2 separate regions of the Homo sapiens genome follow, and region 1 is linked to region 2. The links are chromatin contacts, found by Hi-C in ENCODE. All regions are on one chromosome and are shown on one strand. Each heading gives the region's core, a stretch centred on a gene start or an enhancer-like site at or near the end of the contact. The rest is flanking DNA. Distances are from core to core; before and after follow the strand shown.

Region 1 (2,700 bases), core at 168-2,667, 3.0 Mb before region 2:
CTGGTAGGGTCTTAAAGTAATGATATTTTAACTACAGTCGGTTTATTACAGGTGACCTAACGGTGCCTGTTGTGCCTTATAAAGGCCAAGACTTTCAATTATCCCTAATAAGTATACAATAGGATACCCATTGTTTCCAAGTGCTTTTAAATTCTTGACGCTGATGAGACATTTGCATCGTGACCAGCCACCAGTAAAATCTTTTAAGCCACGTTTTTTCTGCTTTTCTTGGGCACTCTTTTTTTTTTTTTTTTTGAGACGGAGTCTCACTGTTGCCCAGGCTGGAGTGCACTGGTGGAATCTCAGCTTACTGCACCCTCCACCTCCTGGTTCATGCCATTCTCCCACCTCAGCCTCCTGAGTAGCTGGGACTACAGGCGTGCGCCATCACGCGCAGCTAATTTTTGTATTTTTAGCAGTATTGGTTGCGCCATGTTGGTCAGGCTGGTCTCGGACACCCGACCTAAAGTGTCCCGCCCGACTGGGCCTCCCAAAGTGCTGGGATTACAGGCGTGAGTGCTCGGCCTCGGGCACTCTTTACTGAGCAACAACAGGTTGGAGAAACTAGTAGGGCTTCCAGTTTTTTGGTAAACCTATTGTTTAAAAGTCTGCCTGGTCATCAGATTCCAGTCGTCTTGTTTCTGCCTCAGATGATAAAACTCTAAAATTATAGGATGTGAGATCTGGAAAATGTTTGAAAACACTAAAGGGGCACAGTAATTATGTCTTTCGTTGCAACTTCAATAGCATGTATATTTTACACACTTTCATGACCATTAATCATCTCCTAAAACTGGGGAAAGCTCTCTAAAACCTCCTTAAGAGTAACCTTATCCGTTACCCTATTCCACCAACCTCTTTGTCCTTTTCTGTTTCAAGCAACTTTGAGATACCGACTTCTCTATGGAAGCTTAAGCCGTAGATGCTAAAACAAACGTTTGCTCGTTACTCCCAGCAGAGCACCGGCTTTTAAAGGACCTCAACAGACACGTTTCTTAACCTTTACGAAACTTTTCCAGGGGAAACTTAAACCAGGAATTTTACAATCTGGCATAAATTCTGTCACCCGCCCCGTGACTCCATCGCCACACATGCCACCTGGCTCCACACCACAACAAACAGGAGGGAGCGGAACCCATGCAAAGCAGGAGCTTCCCCCGTTTCCGGCGTCTGGGTGGATCTACGTTAGCTGCCGTTTAGGCAGCTTACGCGTCAGGTGTGGGCCTAAGCCTGCAGCTAAGGTAGGCATCCGCAAATCTAGTCCTTCTCTGTGACAATTTCCAAAAAGAAATGGTTTTTGAAACAACGATCCACTGCTTCCCACACTATCCAGTTAGGTCCGGGACAGACCCTACCCAGCTAATGCACTCACCCAAGAAGGCAGTCGCTTTCGCATTTGAAGGGCGGGGCGAAAAAGACCGGAAATGAACATTGGCGACTTTTTTGCGCAGGCGCAGATGGCCGTCTCCCATTGGTCATCTCGGCTCGGTAGTGGTAGGAGGGACTTCCTTTGCACATGCGCCAGGCTGCTTTTCCGGCTTTGTTGGAGATTGACGCGGCAGTGCACACCTGCTGGTACGAGCAAAAGTAGCCGACAGGCCAGAGTTTCCAGTTTCGGTGGCTTCGTAGGCTTTTAGCTTCTGAAATCCGCTAAAAGCGGCGGTTCATTCATCTTCAAGTACCTAGCCTGACTGGTAGGGCTGCTCAGCATTCCGAAACATTTCGACCTGGGGAGGGGGGCGGCGGTGAAAGAATACTTTCTGTAGAGAGTGCCCCTCGCGTCGCCCCTGCTTTGAAGGCTTTATGTATTAACGGAATGCCGAACATTTGTGTCCTACTTGCTGACAGCGCACAGGATCCTTCTAACAGTATTTCTCAAGTACTTAACAAAAAGATGAAAACTTGAAGTCCAAGCCGTGCTGCTGATTCCGTCTCACAGTTTAAAGACTGTCCAGAAACTTTAAGCTTTCAAAACTGTACATTTTAAAATCCTGTGCGTTTATCTTCATTTTGCTGGGCAGAAAGCCAAAGTACTGGACTGCCTGGTTCAGGGCTGAACGCCTAGTACACCTGCTAACTTGGAGCTTCAGAGCCATGGCAACCAAGGAGTCAAGAGACGCCAAAGCACAGTTGGCCCTCTCCTCATCGGCCAATCAGAGCAAGGAAGTGCCTGAAAACCCAAACTATGCTCTCAAATGTACTCTTGTGGGACACACGGAAGCAGTGTCATCAGTTAAGTTTAGTCCTAATGGAGAATGGCTAGCAAGTTCTTCTGCTGATAGGCTAATCATAATTTGGGGAGCATATGATGGAAAATATGAGAAAACACTCTATGGTCATAATTTGGAAATATCGGATGTTGCCTGGTCATCAGATTCCAGTCGTCTTGTTTCTGCCTCAGATGATAAAACTCTAAAATTATGGGATGTGAGATCTGGAAAATGTTTGAAAACACTGAAGGGGCACAGTAATTATGTCTTTTGTTGTAACTTCAATCCGCCATCCAACCTTATAATCTCGGGATCTTTTGATGAGACTGTAAAAATATGGGAGGTGAAAACAGGAAAGTGTCTCAAGACTTTGTCTGCTCATTCTGACCCAGTTTCTGCTGTTCATTTTAATTGTAGTGGGTCCTTGATAGTGTCAGGTAGCTATGATGGCCTCTGTAGAATCTGGGATGCTGCATCAGGTCAGTGTTTA
Region 2 (2,767 bases), core at 7-2,506:
GTGGCACAATCTCGGCTCACTGCAAACTTGACCTCCAGGGCTCAAGTGATCCTCCCACCTCAGCCTCCCAAGTAGCTGGGACTACAGGTGTGAGCCACCATGCCCGATTTATTTTTTTACTTTTTTCATAGAGACAAGGTTCCACTATATTGCTCAGGGTGGTCTCAAACTCTTGGGCTCAAGTGATCCTCCTGCCTTGGCCTCCCAGTGTTGGAATTACAGTCATGAGCCACCCTGCCTGGCCAGGCAGGCTATTTTCAACAAGCTACTTAACTTCTCTTAACTTCAGTTTCTTCTGTAAAATAATAACCATAGTAGAAGCTATCAAAATGTGAGATTTAAATGAAATGTGTAAAGCTACTAATCCAGTGCCTGACACAACAAAATTCTTAATAAAGGTTAATCATTCAATCAATACAAACAACTTTCTATTAAGGAGATTAAAATCTCTGGAGTGAAAGATTACACAAATGCTCCTTTTGACACTCTTATCTTCTTCTAATACCAAACTATTGTCAATTCCTGAACTCAAGATGACGTTGCTCACAGATCTTTACCTTTTTATCTGCCACTTCTCCAGGAGGACTGCCATTCTCCCACAAAGCCCCTATGCCTTTGTGGAGTCTTGGCTGAAACCCCAAGCTCTCTGCAAAGCTTTTCTTGGTATTGACATCACCACCATCCCACAGAATTCGTTAGTGTTACATGCTATCTCTGGACCTTGGACACACTTTTAATATTGTAACAAATGGTAATTACTGTATTTTCTTAGTGTCGCCTCTCTTCCACTAGACTCTGAGCTTTTGTGGTATTCGCTTTGTAACCACAGCATCTGTCTAGTTCTTAGCAAACAATAAGCGCAGGGTTGGATGCTGACGCATGACTTCATGACTTGGGCTCCCTCACTTAGCAGTAACGTGACCCTAGGTGACACCTCCTAATCTACACTCATCTGTAAAATGGCGGTGATAACTTGTACATGGTTACTACATGGAGTCCAAGAGACAGCAAGAAGGATCAGTAGCATGGTGCCCGCACCTAGCAGCCGCTAGCTGACTGAGGCCGAAAGAGGAAATGCTTTGGCCAACACTGGCCGGAAGGGGCGGGACCGCGAGTTAAGAGGAGAAGGCGCGCCCCACTGCGCAGGTGCAAATGGTAGGGGTTGTCGTGCCGGCTGATTCCGGGGACGCACTCGCGGCTGGGGCAGACCGCGGTCGCGTAGCTGACGTCATCGCCGTGCGCTGCCACGTCTGCTCAGCTCCGCGGTAATGGAGGCTAGGGATGGGTGCTGAAGTATCAGGCTCTGGCTCTAGCTTTAGCTCTGGCACTGGAACTGCGTCGGAGTCTGGGTCTGAGTCTGGCAGCCCGAAGCCTGGACACCTTTTCTTGATTCTCTAGGCGGGGGCTGCCTGCGTCCAAGCAGCTGGTTTGCAGCGTTCCAACGCTGGGAGGGAGTTCCCTTACCTGGGGTCCAGTCTGTAAAGTTGTCGCCGCTTTCTAGGGACCCCGCCCCACCGGCTGGGACTCTTCCATGCGTGAGTATTACTGAGCTGCCCCAAGGTCCGGCTGTCCTGGACCTGCCTCGGCCCTCTTGGGTGTGCGGCGGAGACTGCTTTGTCTACCTTTCTGCCGACTTCTCTTAGGGACCAGTCTGTTGAAGTTTGTGGTCTCCTGCAGTCCACCACACCGCATACTCTCACCTCTTCCGTCCCAGTTTTTTCCCTGCACTTTTCTTTCCCTTTGCTTGTTAATGGAGCAAGGACCAGCAGCCCCTGCATCCAGCGGTTTGAATGCTTTGTTTGACTTGGGGTTAGTTTACAGCCGAAGGCTGTTAGGAATAGGGAGCATTTGAAAACACGGGTTTTTTCCAGTGTCATCCTTGGGTTTTAGTTGTATTGTTTAGGAAACATTGGTATCCATGTTGACAGAATCATGATTTTTGCCGTAGAATGATGAAAAGAGCTTTTTTTTTTTTTTCCAGTGAGGATCTTTATCTTTTACTTGCTTCTTAATCTTGCAGTTTCAGTAATTTCTGTATGATTTTACACCAGCTTTTCTGGAGCGGGCATCCCCTTGAAGAGTTTCTTTCAATATTTTAACCCTAACATATAGAGATACCACTCGAACAGTTTTACTTTTAAACTGTTAAAAGAACTACTGGTACCCTTTCATTCCACTTCCTCAGTCCTGACAACCTCTGCAGAACAGGGGACACTCCCCCCCCCCGCCCCCCCCCCTTGAAGAAACACACTCAGAAGAACACACTCAGAAGTTAACTTATCCGGATAAGGTCAGATAATATGTGACCATCTGAGCTCACAAGCCATATCCCTTGATAACAAAACCTAATGTTTTATAAAGTGCCAATTCTTCTATATTTCAAGTAGTTTAAGTGTGAAACATTGAGCTGGAAATGTATAAGGTGTGATGTTTCTTGTAAACTTCTATTTGATTATAATATCTTACAGATGATACAAATCAGTTGACAAAAGACACAAATCATCACTTGCCTAAAGCTGAACAGAGCTTAGATCAGAACTTAGGCTTTTGACCCATTAGAGTCTGAGTAGTCCTTTAATTCGAATAACGTAAGTAGTAGACACTGGGAACATTCGTTTGAAAATCTTATTTTGTAAGGCCTGCTTACTCAGTGTTTGTCGTTGTTTTGTTGCCTACTTTAAAAATAGTCTACTGATGTTTAAATGTTTTTGTTGTCGTTCAGAGTTGAAACTGGTTGACAACCATTAACCTGGGTTGCAACTACAGG

What was found. A loop is a pair of places that touch in the nucleus more often than their neighbours do. Pooled maps may share reads with other maps.
Region 1: a loop to region 2 is called in a pooled map, with 17 times the contacts of the local background. The contact joins the promoter of WDR5B-DT here to the promoter of TMEM39A in region 2. A Hi-C loop is called at or near these places in 8 of 50 pooled maps.

The regions. Positions count from the first base shown.
Region 1 is chr3:122,414,923-122,417,622 of GRCh38, reverse strand. WDR5B-DT (WDR5B divergent transcript) reads right to left here and starts at 1,417. Exons shown (of 3, transcript NR_125405.1): 1 at 1,373-1,417. It overlaps WDR5B (WD repeat domain 5B), which reads left to right and starts at 1,561. Exons shown (of 1, transcript NM_019069.4): 1 at 1,561-2,700. The coding sequence starts at 2,095. RefSeq lists enhancers at 1-763, 867-1,066, 1,227-1,276, 1,307-1,546, 764-1,581 and 1 more.
Region 2 is chr3:119,462,104-119,464,870 of GRCh38, reverse strand. It overlaps TMEM39A (transmembrane protein 39A), which reads left to right and starts at 1,256. Exons shown (of 9, transcript NM_018266.3): 1 at 1,256-1,535; 2 at 2,723-2,767. RefSeq lists enhancers at 1,006-1,065, 1,096-1,585.